2 separate regions of the Mus musculus genome follow, and region 1 is linked to region 2. Evidence: chromatin loops called from intact Hi-C (ENCODE). Cell type or tissue: heart. All regions are shown on one strand. Links, peaks and the distances in the headings refer to the core of each region. The heading gives the core; the rest is flanking DNA.

Region 1 (8,326 bases), core at 51-8,050, 230 kb after region 2:
AGCAATTAAGATCTGGCCATAGATTATCAACATCCTGGCCTTTTGATGCACCTGCCGCAAGCAAAACACAATCTCCCCAGGAGTGGCTTGGCATAATAGAGAGGTAGTCAGTGATAAGACTCCCTGGGCATGTCACCAACCTAAGACAGGGATCAAACCAATGCTGTTTGTCACCCAAGGACGGGTAAGGGGCATGACTACGGGGGGCTATCTACAGACATTCTCTCTGCCAAAAAAGAAAAAAGGGGGAATTGTGGGGAGCGGGTGTGGCGGCAGTCCCAAAGGCGCCAGGGACTGCAGCTAAGTCATATGACTTGCACCTGACTTCCTCATATAAGACACAAACATCTTGAGTGCTGCACAGGTGTACCAGGATACAGGTGAATCCAATTTGGTGGAGATTTGCCCCTGCTGCCCTGATTAGCTGAAGCTGTGTGCCTGGTGAGGTGGCGTGGCCTGCTGTGCGTGGATGGGAACTGAGAGAGAGTATAAAAGAGTGAGAGGCCCAGGGTTCGGGGGAGATATAAAAACAAGGGAGATATAAAAACAAGGGAGATATAAAAACAAGGGAGATATATAAACAAGGGAGATATAAACAAGGGAGATATATGGAGAAAGAAGAAACAGGACTGAATAAATGTGTGCAGAAGGATCCTGTAGCAGCGTCGTTCTTCCTGGCCTGTTGAGCGCGCGTAACATTAAAGGAACTGTCCACTTTACATGCAAACTTTCCATAAATATTTATCAGATGTGTTAAAGTCAGGGCATGGTGTTCACTGGAGAAATAGTTTTCCAGCCTCCAACCCTGCAATTGAGCAGAACAGTGGGTTTGGAGGCAGGAACTGATGTCATTTCTTGCAATGGCCACTGGAAATCTCACCTTGCAACTTCCCTGTGCCAAGAGCACCCACAAAGCCATGAGCCCCTTGATGTCTTTCTCTTATTCTGTGTATGACTTCGCAGGCTGTTCAGGTGAGCTCACTGGCTGTACTTCTGTCTTCCCTGTGATTGGCAGCTAGTCCAGAGCGATCTGAATAGCCTAAAGAAGGACATAGAAGAGGTCTGGAAGGTGGTCCGGAAGCTTCTGCTAGAAGGTCTCCGATTCGACCCTGACAGCGCTGCAGGCTTTAAGAAGTGAGTTCACTGAGGGTGGTACCGCTGATGCTGCTGCCAACAGAGGAAAGCCTAGAATTCTAGATCTCAGACATGGGGATGGGGGCAGGGAGGGAGGGATGGAGCACAGCGCTTCTAGCCTTCTCTTCAGATGAGGAAACTGAGGCTCAGAGAGGGGAAGGGAACCAGGACAAGCCTACACAATTGGCAGACCTATCTGGACAATGAGGCCCAGTGATTCCTGTCCCCAGGCAGGCAGGCTTGCCATCGGGTTACACATACCTCCCTCCGCCAAGGGCATTTTTAAAAAAATAGATGTGATATGCCAGTCTGATGGGAAACCAAAGCGCTCTGTCCCGGGGCCACAGGCACAGACAAAGGGGATTAAGGGACTTTAAGCTCACCTCACTCCCTGCCCAGGGCCCTGTTAACCCCTGGCCACTGACCTCCTTGTCCTCCAGGAAATTGTTCGAGAGGGTAAAGTGCATCTCCTGCGACAGGCCCGTAGAGATGATGACTGGCCCGTGAGTACTGCCGCCAGAGGGCACCTTCCAGGTTTGCAGGGTCCAGCATACAGTGCAGGTCCCGGGTGTGCTTTTCTACTGTAGTCACCTGTAAACACCCTGACACCGGCCTGCAGGCCTCAAGCACATAAAGCTGTCCCATATGCAAATGTACACACCTGCCCATGTATATACCCATCCGTCTACACCATTCTATAGCCACCACCGCCTGTTCCACCTCTGTGGTTCCCTAGATGGGGGAGGTCTGTCCTCTCACCTTTAACGCTGTCAGTGCTTTGTTCCAGAGACTAAGGGAAATTATATAAACATGGAGAAATATTGGAAGGATATGAATGTCCAGGTCTAACCCTGGTCACGAGGCTTGTTCCTTGGTGCCTTCCTGTGTTTTATAAAATGCTAACCAATGTCTCTGTGAGCATGCACCATCGCGGCTTTCCATCTATATGTGAGGACACTTCTCTCTGAGCATGCACCATCGCAGCTTTCCATCTATATGTAAGGACACCTCTCTGTGAGCATGCACCATCGCGGCTTTCCATCTATGTAAGGACACCTCTCTGAGCATGCACCATCACGGCTTTCCATCTATATGTGAGGACACCTCTCTCTGAGCATGCACCATCGCGGCTTTCCATCTATATGTGAGGACACCTCTCTCTGAGCATGCACCATCGCGGCTTTCCATCTATATGTGAGGACACTTCTCTGTGAGCATGCACCATCGCGGCTTTCCATCTATGTAAGGACACCTCTCTGAGCATGCACCATCACGGCTTTCCATCTATGTGAGGACACTTCTCTGTGAGCATGCACCATCGCGGCTTTCCATCTATATGTGAGGACACCTCTGCATGTGTTTAACCACGCAGCTCAGACAGAGAGGTGGAACGGGCCCAGCTCCTTGGAAGGCTGTTCTGAGTTTCCTTGTTTCCTTTTGGAGGCAAAATACACAGGATACAACCTTAGCCATCTGAAGGAAGGTGCCACAGTTATGCGTCCATGACGTACAGCTGCCATGCTCTTGCACACCTGTGCCTTTCACCACACCCCTTCCGAGTAGTGCCTCCCCTCTACGTACCCATAGCTCCTGGCAAACACCTACCTGCAACACATCTCTAGGAGCCCCTTCCTTTGGTTTTCAACTCTATTTACTTACTGACTTATTACTGGAGACAAGGCCTTTCTATATAGCCAAAGATAGCCTTAACCTTGAACTCAGTTTGTACTAATAGTTTAGGCTAACTTTGAACTTGCTACCTTCCTGCCTCAGTCTCCCAAGTGCTGAGATTGTACAGGTGCACCACCACCCCTCGCTTGGTTTTGACTTTCTATCCAGAATGGTGTTTCTATCTTCCCCGAGTTGTCAGAAGTCCTGCAGGTTTTGTTTGTGGGCTGTGAGCTGCAGACATCCAGTTTGGGAGGGGAGGACTCCACTTCCTCTCTCCAGGCCTAGGAGCCTGGGGCCCTCTGCTGGCCATGGGCACCTCTCACAGCTCTGGTTTGCTCTGCCTCTGCAGACAGCTGATCACCATCCGCAACACCCATGGGCTGTCCCGAATAAGGCCAGCCAGTGCCAACAGCTATGAGTATCTGCAGCGGCAGCTGATAAGGTGAGGGTTATGTCCACCCCACTCTCTGGAGAAACTTTCCTTCAATGCAGGCACCAATGAGGGCCCAGGATGCCCGTCTGGGAGGTTGTGGTGTGGCTGATAGGGCAGTGGGAGAGAGGAACCAACATTTGTGTTGGCATCTACTGTGACCTGGAACTTAACTGGGCCCTGTCGCAGAGGCATACTGTGCTAGCTACTCACAAGATGGAGGCAAACGTATCATAAGGGCTTCATAGGCTTCAGAGCAAAACCTGCCTCAAAGTAAAAACGAAAGGGCTGGAGTCATAGCTCAGTGATAGTGTTTTTCTGGCACGCACAGGGCGTTTGCAAATAGGAGGGCTTCTCCTTAAGTCTTATGAGCCCTGGAATCCAGGGTTACCATGCTTGTTTCCTGTGGGTGAATAATTGGAGGAGCCTCTGGGAGCCCTTGCTGAAACTTTGTTGGGTCACAGGGCTTCCTGGGAAAGTACCTTCTATTATCATCCCACTTCACAGTTGAAGAGACTGAGACTCAGACTATATGACCTTCCCAAGACCACAGCCAGTGAGTGGCTGGGGAGTCTTACCTGCTATCGCTTTTCTCACTTAGCCTAGCTAGATGCCATCTCCTTCATCCTTGGGTGGCAGGGGTCCTTCCATGGCCTATGTGAGCTTCCAGGGCCGTTGTGAGCTTCTGGCCAGGGGTGAGGCCGGGGCGGTGGAGTGAACAACTAAGTGGTAGTCAGCACCAGCGTTAGGAAGGAGACCACCTATGCTGGCTCGCACACTGTGCCTGACGGCTGGAGGCCAGGTCAGAGCGTGCATGTGCATGGCAAGGCCAGAGCAGGCCTCCAGCTGTGCTTGGTTCAGGGAAGGGAGTATGGATTATCTCTCCCAGAACTGTCCATGTCTGTACTGGTTCACCACCCCCCAGGCCTGCCTGCCATTCTGCCCATCTTCCTTGATACTATCCAGAGCCCTGTGCAGGTCTCCTCGGTGGTAGAGGGGGGTCTCCATGTGGCTGCTGATCTTCTGCCCTGTCCAGGGAACAACAGCAGCATCTGCATTTCCAGAACTTTGGAGTCCATGAGGAGGGTCAGGGCTTCCAGAAGGACTGGGGTGATGGGCCCCGAAATGAGAACACCTTGAAGCACAAGTCACATGACCTGTCAACACTCTATCCTTATGGGGACCCTGAGCTGATGAACTATGACACTGTGAGTCTGGCTGTGTTCCCCTCCCAGAGGCTGGACTCCAGCATACCCAGTCCCAGATGTGAGATGAAACTCTGATCTTTGGGTACCTTGAGGAAGCTGTGCTCTGGCTCTGGGCATTTGTGTGCATCAAGGAAAGGGGATGGCAATGGAGACCCTGATTTGGGACCTGGGCCATCCCACAGGCTGAGGTGGACATCTTGGGGGTAGATGGAGTTCTGTACAAAGGCCGAATGAGCAGCCAGTTTGGGACTCGGACTGGGGAGAAGGACATTGCAGGTAAGCACTGGTGTTTCCTGGGATTCCCGCTGTGGGACTTGACTGTGCTGGTCAGAACAAGGGGTTGCTGGTGGACTCAGGGCTGGTCTTGCCCTTGGCTGGACACTGGTAAAGACTGGCGGAGGGGGTGGGGATGCTGGGCTGGTAATGAGAGCTGTGCCAGGCAAAGCTGGTCCACAGAGATCAACTAGACAGCTCCTTGAACACCTTCGAAAAAGGAACAGGAGTTAGTTGGTGAAGGGGCAGAGAGGGAGGGATGTGGTCCAGGTTGGGGGAATAGTAGGTTCAAAGGTCCTGTGGTGGGATGGGTAGGAAGAGCTGAATCTTCTTGGAGCATAAACACTAGGGTAAGGGTAAAGAACTGTGAACAGGGCTAGACCCAGGAGGCCAAGGGTCAGACCGGTAAGAGACCCCAACCTTTTTGCACTTTGAATTGGTTGCTATGGTTACCCTGGAGTCTAAGACCTGGAAATTATTGATTTCACCACTGGTTGTATAATAAAGTAATACAAAAACGGAGCTTCTCTGCACACCCTGGAGATGTTTTCCTCTGGGAAGGGGATGTCTAAAGCAGCTCTTATACCAGGAATGACATGGGATCCTTAGGGCATCTAACCCATAGTAGCCCCATGGGCTGCCCATGGACCAGAGCACTGAGTCCAGACATGCAGAGGAGGTAAGATTTGGCTGTACTGCTATGGCAGACTGAGAATACACCCCATGGCAGCTGCCAGAGCTAACCACCACAGCCCAGGGCCCAAAATCGCAGGACAGTTTTTCCAGCTCTGAAGACTGAGATCCTAAGACACAGCGCAGGCAGTTGTGCTCCCCTCAGAGGTGCTAGTCTCCTCTGTCCCAGCCAGGGCCAGGTCACTCCAGCAGCCACTGCTTTCCTCTCTTCTGACTTCCATGAGGACATTTGTCACTGAACTTCAGGTTTAGTGTAACCTAGAGTTATCCTATTTCAAGATCTGAAATAACACCTGCAAAGATCTTTTGTAATAAAGTCACTTCTGTAAGCTCCACAGAATGTACCTTTTAGGAGCCCGCGATGTAATGCACTCACAGGCCCTACCCTATTTCCAAGGAGGTAGAACAGCATCTCCCAGGTCTTTTGCCCTGGCAGAAATTGACTGCTCAGCAACCACATTGCAGATCTGAAAGCAGTATAGCTAATGTTCGATGAGCCCCACCTCTGTGCCAACCCCTCCAGAATACTTGCCCATAGCAACCAGGTGAGGCATTTCACAAAAGAACAAGGGAGGTCTGCTTGGGTGAGGCAGTCTCAGGAGAAAAGTGGACCAGTGGGGAGATACTTAATGCCTCCTCCATCACTGAAGACCTTCTACAGGGAGTGAGCAAGGGGCTTTTCTCTCAGTGGATGGTATATAAGAAACAGATTATATAGCAGAACTTGGACTGGGACAAGCTCAAAGGCTTCACCTTGCTTGGAAACCCCCAGGATGAAAAGTCTGGCTTGATGTAGGAGCCAGAACTTTGGACGGGGCTCCAGCTATTTAGATCTTTCCTTCTCAGCTGTGAAAGTTTCATATTACACCATTCCAAACCTGACTGATCGTGTGCGCCCAGGATCCTTACTTGCTCCGGGCTATCCACGTGAGTACCTGACCCACCTGGCACTCTGGCAGACCTCCAGTTTCTCCTGGTCCTTCCCCATCCCTTTCACTGATATCCCAGACCTTACTCCACTCATGACCCCCACTTCCCTTTACCTTTATGTCCGCTTTGCCCACATCTTGGTAGCCACCTTCTGGCTGGCTGGGAGGAGGGGGTGGAGCGGGAGGGGAAGTTATGGGGCCTCCAGTTGTTCTGAGTTTCTTGGCAGGTGCCTGTCCCCAGAGGTCACCTTGGCTGCAGAGGTGGGGCAAATGAAGTCACTTCTAGTTCTGAGCTTCTTGGCCAGGGCTGCCAGGGGTCAGTCTGAGAGGACTTAGTCCTTGAGCTTCTTGGTTCACAGCTCTGGCCCTCTAGAAGCACCTTAATGTTCACAGAGCACCACTTCCTACTGTCTCTCTTCTGGCTTTTTTTTGTTTTTTTTGGTGGTGGTGGGGGTGGGAGGTTCAAGACAGGGTTTCTCTGTGTAGCCCTGGCTGTTCTGGAACTCACTTTGTAGACCAGGCTGGCCTTGAACTCAGAAATCTGCCTGCCTCTGCCTCCCAAGTGCTGGGATTAAAGGCGTGCGCCAAGACCGCCACGACCGCCCCTCTTCTGGTTCTTATCCTTCTGGTTCAGCAGGGTGGTGCTGTTTTTCTTGTCAAAGGCAGAGTAGTTGAGGCTTAGCCCAGACGCCTGTGCCCAAATCCTGACAGCCCCTCCCCAAGGTGCCTCTGTACTCTAGCACCCATCTTGGACTTCTGTGTCTCAGTCACCCTTGAGGAAATGTTTAGGAGCGGAACCAGAGGTGCAGTGGCCAGTCCTGCCGTGGCTTACAATACACCTCCAGTCTCCAGCTTCTGCTCCCTGGCAGGGAGAACTCCATAAAGGGAGAACCCCATGAGGGGAGAACTCCATGAGGGGAGAGAGAACCCCATGAGGGGAGAACCCCATGAGGCCAGCTGCTTCCAGATGTAGGCGCACAGCATGGGTCTTTCCTGCTTCATTTCCAGCCTTGAGCCCCCGCACCAGTATCACCTCTGCCACCACTCTACACTCTGCCACCAACACCACGACGGCACGGCCACCATCCCTGCCACCAGTGCCACAGCTACCACCACTGATCCCTGTCTCAAGGGATACCCAAGAGGCCCCTGGATCTGCCAAGCGTTTGAAATCTCCACGGCTGTAGCACACCAACCCGTGAAACCCAAGCCTGTGACTCAACTACCATTGGGTCCCCTTCACTCAAAGAAAGAGACCCAGAGCCCTGGAACAGATCCAGGAAAGGATGCAGGGATCCTGGATATAGGGGAAGGAAGGTCTGCATAGGGGACCCATGACTCAGTGTTTAACTGTGTATCTAAAATATAAGCCATACAGTCCTTCCTAGCCAACCTTTTCATAGATAACAGAGCTTCGGAGTGAAGTTTTTACAGGGCCAACTGAATTTCTTAAGCAGTTTCCCCAACAGCACAAAGCAGTTCTAAAACAATCCCCTTTGGGTCGGCAGAGTGCTTGCCAGCGGCACAGTCCTGAGTCTGACCCTCTAGCACCATAGAAGCTGGTATGGTGCATACCCTGGTAATACAAGCACTTCAGTGTTAATGGAAGGAGGACCCAGCCAAGATCTGCCTCAGTTACACACTGAGCTCACAGCCTGCCTGGGATGCATGAGACCCTGTGTTAAACAACAAAACATAAATCCCTTTTCTTGGCATTTTGCTTAAGGCATCATTAAGGCCCACTTCTTCCTTGTATCTTCCTTAGAAGCCATTAGTTTTCCCACAGGAAGCAAATTCCACCATGCACTATTTTTATTTCCTGTAATCATTTTTTCCCAGTGACCATTATTATGAATTGAATCGTCTGTGTGAGAGAGGGTGTGCTGTGGTGTAAGCTCGTGTGTGTATGTGGGGTATCCCTGAGCATGTACAGAGGCCACAGAAAGATGATCTACCTTATTCCCTCAAGACTGGTCTCTCACTAAACA
Region 2 (8,326 bases), core at 148-8,147:
CCTGATTTCAAAGGTCTGAGGTGTCCTTTAAACATCAGATGCTTAGTTTATTCTTTTCTGATTTTTGTTTGTTTTGTTTTTTTTGAGACAGGGTTTCTCTGTGTAACTCTGGCTGTCCTGGAACTCACTCTGTAGACCAGGCTGGCCTTGAATTCATTGCATTCTGCCTGTCTCTGCCTCCTGAGTGCTGGTATCAAAAGGCGTGCGCCACCACTGCCCAGCTGCTTCTGGAATCTTTATGCCAGGTTTGGTCTCTAGTCAAGCTTCTTTGCTTGGTTTGCAAAGGCTTCTCGTCAAGTCCTCACAAGACCTTCTCTGGTCTGTGTGTCTGTGTGTTGGGACAGTTCCATCAAGACAGCCGTAATTCACACACCAAGCAGTTCCACCTTTTGGAGTGTACAGTTCAGTTTTGCCATGACCAACATCCAGATCAGACCAGTTCTTGCCCAGCAGCCACGCACGTCCCTACTTTGAAATCTACTCATCTGTACTTTGTGTCTGGGTTTCTCCTCAACAGTCCACAGACTCAGAATCGGAACAACACATGGTCTTGTGACTCCATTATCATTTCATGCTTCCTTTTTTCCCCTTAGTTCTCAATTTGTGCATCTTAACTCCTTTGGCAAATTTCTACCTCCAGAAATATTTACATTGTGATATATAACAGTACCAAAACTACAGTTATGAAGTAGCAATGAAAGTATTTTTTATGATTGGGGTTCACAACATGAGGAACTGTATCAAAGGGCTGCAGCATTAGGAAGGATGAGAGACACTGCTCTATGACATAATTCTTCTTTTTTTTTTTAACATTTATTATCATTGCTATGTCTCCTACTAGAGTAGGCACTCACAGTGAGCAGGACATTTATGCCTTTACTCCTAGCTATCAAGCACCGGGACGGCTGCCTGGCATGGGTACTCATGTATGTTTGGTGAATGGCCTTAAGTCAGATGCCTCTAGACTAGTGGTTCTCAACTCTCCTAACCCTTTAACATAGTTCCTCATGTTGTGGTGACCCCCAACTATAAAATTATTTTTGTGGCTACTATTATGGACCGTAATGTAAATATCTGTGTTTTCTAACATGTTAAGCCACCTGTGAAAGGGTCACTTGACCTCCCAAAAGGGTTTGTGACCCACAGCCTGAGAACCTCTGACCTAGACCAGTGCCCAACCTACCTCCACACTCTCCCTTCCCTGCGTACAGTGCTGACCTTCCATTTGCTTGCCATTGGGTCCTGCAGATCTTAGTTTTCACTTTAGGAACGGAAACATCTCCCCCTCAGGCCCTGACCCTGCCATGAGCCCAAGTCAGCTCCTTTTCCGTTTCCTCATTGCTTTCCTATGCACCACTGGTTCCCTAGTGTAACAGAGCTGCAGTCAGCGGAGCGCCATCTTTCCTGTATATTACAAGGAACGTGTAGCAAAGTGAAACCAGCACGAACAGGAACAGACCCAAATCTTGCTCGCTCACTCATATCCCTGTATCCTTCTTTCTATATTCCCAGGGAGTGGAGCAGCACAAGAGGCAGCCAGCTTAGAAAAGTTTAATTGCTGGAAACATCCAGAGCATATCCTATATAGGCTGTTTGTTATGGGGTCCACACCACTGTAATGAGGCTGTTAGCGCCATGAGACCCTTTCTCCTCAAGCCAGGAGAAGCAGGACAAATGGTCCTAGGCCCCTAAGGAGAAAGCGGCTCCCAACAGCTTGGTGGGGGACCAGCCCCCAGTGTCCTTGACTGGGGCTGGTGCAGTAGGCAAGACAGCTTGGCTTGTAGTAACTGAAGATATTAGAGGAAACCAGCAGAAAGACTGGGAGAGACAGGGCATCCCGAGTTGGCCCAGAGACATGCTACTGACACCTACCTCCCACCCACTGGTGTCACATGCTAACAGGCAGCTGAAGATAAACAGTTGGCTCCAGAGGGTTAAGGAGCAGGCAGTCTCTGCAGCTGCATGGAGGCCCCACAGCTGTGGAAGTGCCTGAGGCTTGCGTGACACCCAGGGCTTCTGAGCTGGATGTGCGTGCCAGGGCCAGTGCAGCATTGTCCAGGTTGCAGAGATCTTAGGTGTGGAGGGCAGCAGGTAGTTGTAGGAGGTGGCAGTGGCAGCTGTGATTAGGCGTGCCTCGCGTGCAGGCTAGTCCTGGGGTGAGGCAGGAAGCAGGAGTTAGAGGCCTGAGAGGTGAAAGAATGCAGCACACTGTCTCCAGGACAGTGCTGCTGGCTGAGGGAGCCGGGCCAAGTGCCACTCACCCACTCATCTTCATCCACCCCTTCAAAGGAGTCCTGTGGCAGTGGGTCTTCTCGGTTCCCCAGCTTTGCTACCATGGCATTCAGCAGCTGCGAAAGTGAACAGGAGAGGGACCGAAAGAAATGACTCTCCGACCTCAAGAACTTAAAACCCCATTTTTAACCCCAACAATGCTAAAAAGCGCCCTTTCAGTTAGAACTAAGTTGTTGGGTTTTCATTGTGAAACACAGTAAAAAGGGGTCAGAGACAAGAGACTGTAGCACGTGGAACCTGACATGAGGAGCCGCCATCTCTTGTGCATTGCCTCAAAGGCTCAAGTGGACACCAGGCTGACCAAGGGCTTAGGTCTTCAATCTTTAATGTTGGTTAGGTAAAGGCTGGCTAGCATGTGTGCCTCTTGCTGCCCTCCCTGGCTTCCTGTGCCCTGGGTGTGACTCCCTACCCAGAGTCTGGTGTGGAGACAGGGGTAACACGTGGTTCTTCCTGCCATCTGGATTGAGGCTCCTGAGTTGGCAGATAACTAAGCGCATGGGGGACACTGCCTGTACCACATAGCAGCCCTCTCCCGAGGTTCACCTCTTCTTTCTTTTGTTGGTCAGACTTCTCTTCCAAGTATTGTGCTGAAGATGGGGCTCTTCGGGCAGGGACCTCACGGGGGGCCTGGCTCACTGGGGTAAAGCAAGGACAGGCATCAAAGAAGGTGCTGTTTAGAATCAACCCTCAGGGAATTTGCTGGCACAGATCAAAGAAGTGGCATTAACAAGTTATTAAAGCCCCTGTTCACCAGGCCTGCCCATAGCACCAGGATATGTATATGTAAGGATACTGCATGTGTTAAGTATACAACACATGCATGTGTGTGTACATATGCATATGTGCTAGGATAAAACACAAGCCACAGAACTTGCTCTCCAGGGGTTCAGAGACTGGGTCTGGAGACATGTCTAACATCCTTAGGAGGTCTGTGGCAGCAGGAACGAAGGACTGTACTTGGGCCTCCTGTTCCTCCTTCCACCCCTGTCCAGATTCCCCGCCCCTGCTGTCTCCCCGTTTTATTCCTTACTCTACCTGGGGTCATGCCAGGGGGCTGCAAACTCAGTAGCCGGGGCTGTCCATTAGCACCCTCAAACCAGGCTTTGGCACTGAGTGCTGGCTCCCAGGTCACAGCTGTGTCCGGGAACACATCATCCTGGAAGAATTCTTTCTGCAGAGGGTGAAGGGGCTGTCCTGAGACACTGACCAGCAGCCCAGGACACAGAGGCCTGAGACCTGGCCCCACCCATGCTGGCATTCACATGCTCTGCAGAACTTCAGTAGAATACGAAGGCAGATATTCCCTCCAAAGTAGACAGCTGGGAGGTTTGGGTGCAAGAACAGGTAAGAACTTAAATTCCTTGGTCTCTGGCCAGCCACTAAAAGAGGAGCTTGAGTGCTTGACCCAAACTCACTCTGACCCGGGGCAGCCGGAAAGCAACAGGCTCCAAGGAGGTCTGGCGCAGCCGCAGGCATCGGGCAAACTCCACATCCTGAATGTCACACTCAGTCTTGGGCAGAAGGACAAAACCCTAGGGGGAGTGAGGAAGCAGGAGCTAGAGTCAATCCTCCTGGGTGGGGCCTCCTGGAGTAGCAGAATTCCTTAGGCCCAGACACGCCTGCCCTCAGGGAGCCGTGGTGCTCTGAATGAGAATCTTTCCATGGGCTCATCTATTTGAATGGCTGATTCTCAGAAAGTGGAGCTAAACAGGCTAAAGAGGCATTGCCTTGTTGGAAGAGGTTGCCACTGTGAACGGGCTTAGAGGTTTTAGAAACCCATGCCTTTCCACACTTGGCTCTCCCTCCTCACCTGCTGCCCGTCTCCCTGCCACGATGGTCACGACCTACCTCTGAATCAGTGAGCAAGCCCACAGTTAAATGTGTTCTTTTATAAAAGTTGCCTTGGCCATGGTGTCTCTCCGCAGCAACAGGAAAGTAACTAAGTAACTAAAGTACTGGTGTGCTGTCAATGGGAATAGCTAGTGCTTTTAAGGGAAAAAGACCAGATATGTAGCACTGGCCTATTTCTACAGAGAACAAAAGTCCCACCAAGTCCTACTTCAAGCAGTTGAAAAGAGATGTGAGGGGTATGCTACTGTGGGAGGGACATGCCACTGTGGGACAGTCCCCTGAGAGTTTAACACACATGCACACCACATCAAGATAAGCAAGCAACTAAAGAGAATCTGTTTCCTTGGATTTCTGTTTGACTGACTGAGACAAAGTTTCACCATAGCACCCAAGTTGGTCTCAACTCATGATCCTCCTACCTTGGCCTCCAGAGAAGTGGTATGACGGGTATGTGCCACCATGCCTGGTTCATTTAACTTAACCTTATATGGTTTAATTTGTAGTAGTGGCTGAATATAAAGCCAGCTCTCCAAACTCCTGGATTACTACAGTCTGCTCTATCTGCTGCTGGGCACAGGACCTCGGCTCTCCTGACCCCCATTGGCTCCTGCACTTCCACACATGGCCACGAGGGGGCACGGAAACCTTGCAGTGCAGCTTAGGGACAGGAGGTTCAGTGGTGAGGGTGATTATCACCTTGTGAGGGTCAGGTGATGTGAAGCTGTTGCACTCCAGGAAGAAAGGGGCCTCCGGGAGCACCTCATACAGGAACACACGGGTATCACCCTGGGGGACAGAGGGGAGGCTATGAAAGGAAAGCACCCAGCCTCATCAGACCCTGCCCGACCCCCAGCCAGTCCATTCCAGCTAACCTTGCCAGTGAGAAGCACCAGGCCTGTGTCAGGGTCATAGCTGGGAAGCAGGGTCGAGGGAGCTACATCGAGGCCCAGCAGTGCTGAAGGGCCTTGTGCCAGGGCGTCAGCTATGTACAACTGTAGCTGGCGTTCACTCCGGCTGCCAAGGAGTCAGGGGTAGAGCAGATTCTTAGAGCTGAAGAGGCCTGAGGTAGGGCAAAGACTCCTACAGAGACCCTGCTCCTTTCTGGGCTGCATAGCCTAAGGGCCAGTAATCAAAGGAGAGATGAGTCTAGCCCTTAGAAGTGGCCTGGTGGGGGAAACAGTGTCCAACTTCCTGTTTGGCCTCCACTTGTCTTGTCCTCTATACAACCCTGGCCCCAGTGACTAGCCTGATCTACTGCGGCCTCCTGTCTGGCCTTCTTCCCTCATGGTCTGTGTTGCACCCTCAGCTCCAGCAAGGCTGGACGTCTCCCCTGCAGTTCAGCCTTTCTCCTCAGGCTTGGATGACCCAGATCATATGATACCTTCCTTGGGATGCCCTCCCCAATCCATCATGCAAAGTACCCGAGGCCCACCCCTCAGGCCTCTCCTGTGGGTTCTCTTCCCTGTGTTCTACCTGGTCTCCATCAGGCAAGGGTTCCTGGGCCTGACCTTACCCTCTGAATCCCGTTATGACATATTTCTTCTCCAATACTTCCTCCCACCCAACCAATTGCCTACCTATTCATCTGTCTAATCATTTACCAATTTATCTACCCATCACTCGATAATCCACTGATCCATTGAATGTACACACACACACACACACACACACACACACACACACACCAACCTCATTTATCCATTCTTCCATTTAATCACCCATCATGGGTGGGACCAGTTTTTTGTTTTATTTTGAGACAGGGTCTCTCTACTATGTAGTCCTGGATGTCCCTAAACATCTTATGTAGTCCTCAAACTCACAGAAATCCACTTGTGCTGGGAATTAAAGGTACACACCATCACACATAGCTGTGGCAAGTTTTTGCAAGCTGTGACTTTGGGAAAAAGGAACCAAGATAGCTGATGGAGCCAGGGAATGGTAGTCCCTAAGTCCTCACCTGTCAAAGCCAGAAACCAGCAGGCAACCACCATCACACACCCAGACAATGCGGGCTCCGCGGCCACCTTCAGGTCCTGGGCCTTCCTGTTGAGGTCCATCACATGAAACTCAGTCAAAGCCCCCTCAAATCAGTAAAAGAGACCTTTTACCTTTAGCCCAAAGGTGCTCACCTATGGGGATGCAGAGCTGCCCCAAGGCTCATTCATAGACCCTGTGCCCTTCCCCCAGTTCTATAAAGCTGCTCAGGGACAGTAAGACCTTGAAATTCCCCCACCCCCAGCCCATGCATGTGCACCTGCAGGGATGTTCAAAGGGCTGTAGACCCTAACTTTGTCTCTGTCCCAGATCAAGCATGCTTACCTGTAGGGGTAAAGGGCTGCTGCGGGGTTCATAGACCCGCACATGCCCATCCTTGCATACGGTGGCCAGTTGCTTTCCATCTGGACTCCAGGCCAAGCTAAAAATCTGGGGACAGACAAGGGAGTAAGAGGGAGCCTCTCTTCTCATTTCTGGGCCCGTCTCTGCAGCTGTCCTACCTGGTCCTGATGGCCCTGCAGTTTCAGCCGCTCAGCTCCAGTCTGAAGGTCCCAGATGCGAACGGTTAGATCATAGGAACTGGAAGCCAGTACATCGGCAGCCAGGGGGTGGAAGCGCAGAGAGTAGATCTTTTCTGTGTGGCCTGGAGAGGACCAGGAAGTGATGTTGAGTCCTTGAGAAGCCACTGCCCCAACTGGCTCTGTCTATCCCTCTATCACAGGTCCCTCTAACCTGTGAGCACAGTCTCAGGTGTGGTGAGAACATTCTCGAGGCCACCAGGGGGCACCCGCCATAGTCGGATCCGGGCATCCTCCCCAGCTATGGAGAGAGGAGTGTATCTTCACTGAAGGGCCAGACATACCTGGCTTCCCTGCCCACTCAGGGACTGGAGCCTTCTCTCAGTCCTGGGCACCCAGGCTCCTTACCCACAGCAAGCCGGTGTGGGTCAAAGGGATCCCAGACCAGATCCATTACAGCTGTCCCATTCTGAAGTGTAGGCAATGCTGTGTCAGGCAGGCGGCCTGGCTTCTGCAGCTGTAGGAGAAACCCCCATCCCAAGGCATATCAGAGCCAAGCACAAGAGCCAGTCCCAGGAAAACAGGCGCCTGGGACCCACCTCCTTAAACAGACAGCCTTACTACTGGGTGGCCCAAGCTCTCTGCCTTGGCCAACTTGTGCTAAGTCCCAAGTGCCAACTGTGAGGCCCCAGAAAGTGAGGGCATAGCAACATGGACTGGTGGGAGGAGCCAGGTGGGACTGGTGGGAGGAGTCAGGTGGACTGGTGAGAGGAGTCCAGCTTGGAGCTCAGGTTGCTTGGGTTTGAACCCTGCTCCACTTACGAAGCTGCATGACAGGGTCAGGTCACTACACCTCTCTGATCTTCACTCTCATTTGAAAGACGGGGTAGGGCTGGCGAGATGGCTTAGTGGTTAAGAGCACCCGACTGCTCTTCTGAAGGTCCAGAGTTCAAATCCCAGCAACCACATGGTGGCTCACAACCATCTGTAATGAGATCTGACGCCCTCTTCTGGAGTGTCTGAAGATAGCTACAGTGTACTTACATATAATAAATAAATAAATAAATAAAAAAGAAAGACGGGGTAAGGAGCCTACCACACGAGGCTGCAGGGGTGGTCAGGGTTATGCCAGACAGCTGCCTAATGCATGCATGGTCTGTGCTCAGTGACTCGGGGTAGACCTTAGTGTCCTATTCTTGCCCACTACAGGGACCTGAGTCAGGGTAACCCTGAAGGGGCAGGGCCCTTACCTCAAGCACAGCTACCTGCCCACCACTGCTGAGCAGGGGAACAGCCACACGCAGCCGGTTAGCGCAGAAGCCATCACTCTCACCAGGTGTTGTGAGGTTGAGTCCCTTAAGGTTGGTGATGTGACTGTCGCGGTGGAGGAGGCTGCCCTGAGTGTGGCGAAATTTAGAACTGGGGCCTGGTGGGCAGTGGGGACACAAGCAAGTGTGAGAAAGCTGTGCCTGTGCATCCTGTACCTAGTCATGGCCACCCACTGCCCTTGTCATTGGAAGGAGTCTGGAGTGGGCCCAGCTAGGCTACTGCGGGTGGGGTTGCCATGCACAGCTAGTCTAAGAAGCTTGCCCACGTTTCTCTACAGCCTGCAAGCCGGTGGTCCTAGAGGCACAAGTCTGGGCTAGTCTCTATAAGGCCTCTCCTTAGGG

The links. Hi-C counts contacts between places; a loop is a spot of excess contacts. Peaks named below come from ENCODE experiments on the same cell type or tissue, not always from the same donor. Only the 100,000 strongest peaks of a DNase experiment are listed, where the experiment ranks them.
Region 1: a loop joins it to region 2, with 3 times the contacts of the local background. A loop is called at or near these places in 3 of 42 quality-filtered maps.

The regions. Positions count from the first base shown.
Region 1 is chr16:4,859,949-4,868,274 of GRCm38, forward strand. 4930562C15Rik (RIKEN cDNA 4930562C15 gene) reads left to right here. Exons shown (of 16, transcript NM_030192.1): 10 at 1,016-1,134; 11 at 1,575-1,637; 12 at 3,155-3,247; 13 at 4,272-4,443; 14 at 4,626-4,719; 15 at 6,256-6,336; 16 at 7,347-7,743. The coding sequence ends at 7,525. It overlaps Gm36513 (a long non-coding RNA gene), which reads right to left and starts at 1,039. Exons shown (of 2, transcript XR_003951939.1): 1 at 881-1,039. In heart, for the core only: CTCF peaks have their summits at 1,645 (motif pointing right) and 3,116 (motif pointing left); DNase peaks (open chromatin) are centred at 1,649, 3,133 and 4,093; H3K27ac peaks cover 202 bases.
Region 2 is chr16:4,625,349-4,633,674 of GRCm38, forward strand. It overlaps Coro7 (coronin 7), which reads right to left. Exons shown (of 28, transcript NM_030205.4): 16 at 7,907-8,082; 17 at 7,065-7,173; 18 at 6,871-6,957; 19 at 6,639-6,781; 20 at 6,463-6,567; 21 at 6,101-6,186; 22 at 5,016-5,157; 23 at 4,840-4,929; 24 at 3,708-3,824; 25 at 3,328-3,463; 26 at 2,836-2,927; 27 at 2,262-2,348; 28 at 1,536-2,151. The coding sequence ends at 2,146. Among named protein-coding and RNA genes, the nearest start is that of Pam16, 4.6 kb to the left of the region's middle. In heart, for the core only: CTCF peaks have their summits at 4,754 (motif pointing right) and 6,900 (motif pointing right); a DNase peak (open chromatin) is centred at 4,783; H3K27ac peaks cover 2,195 bases.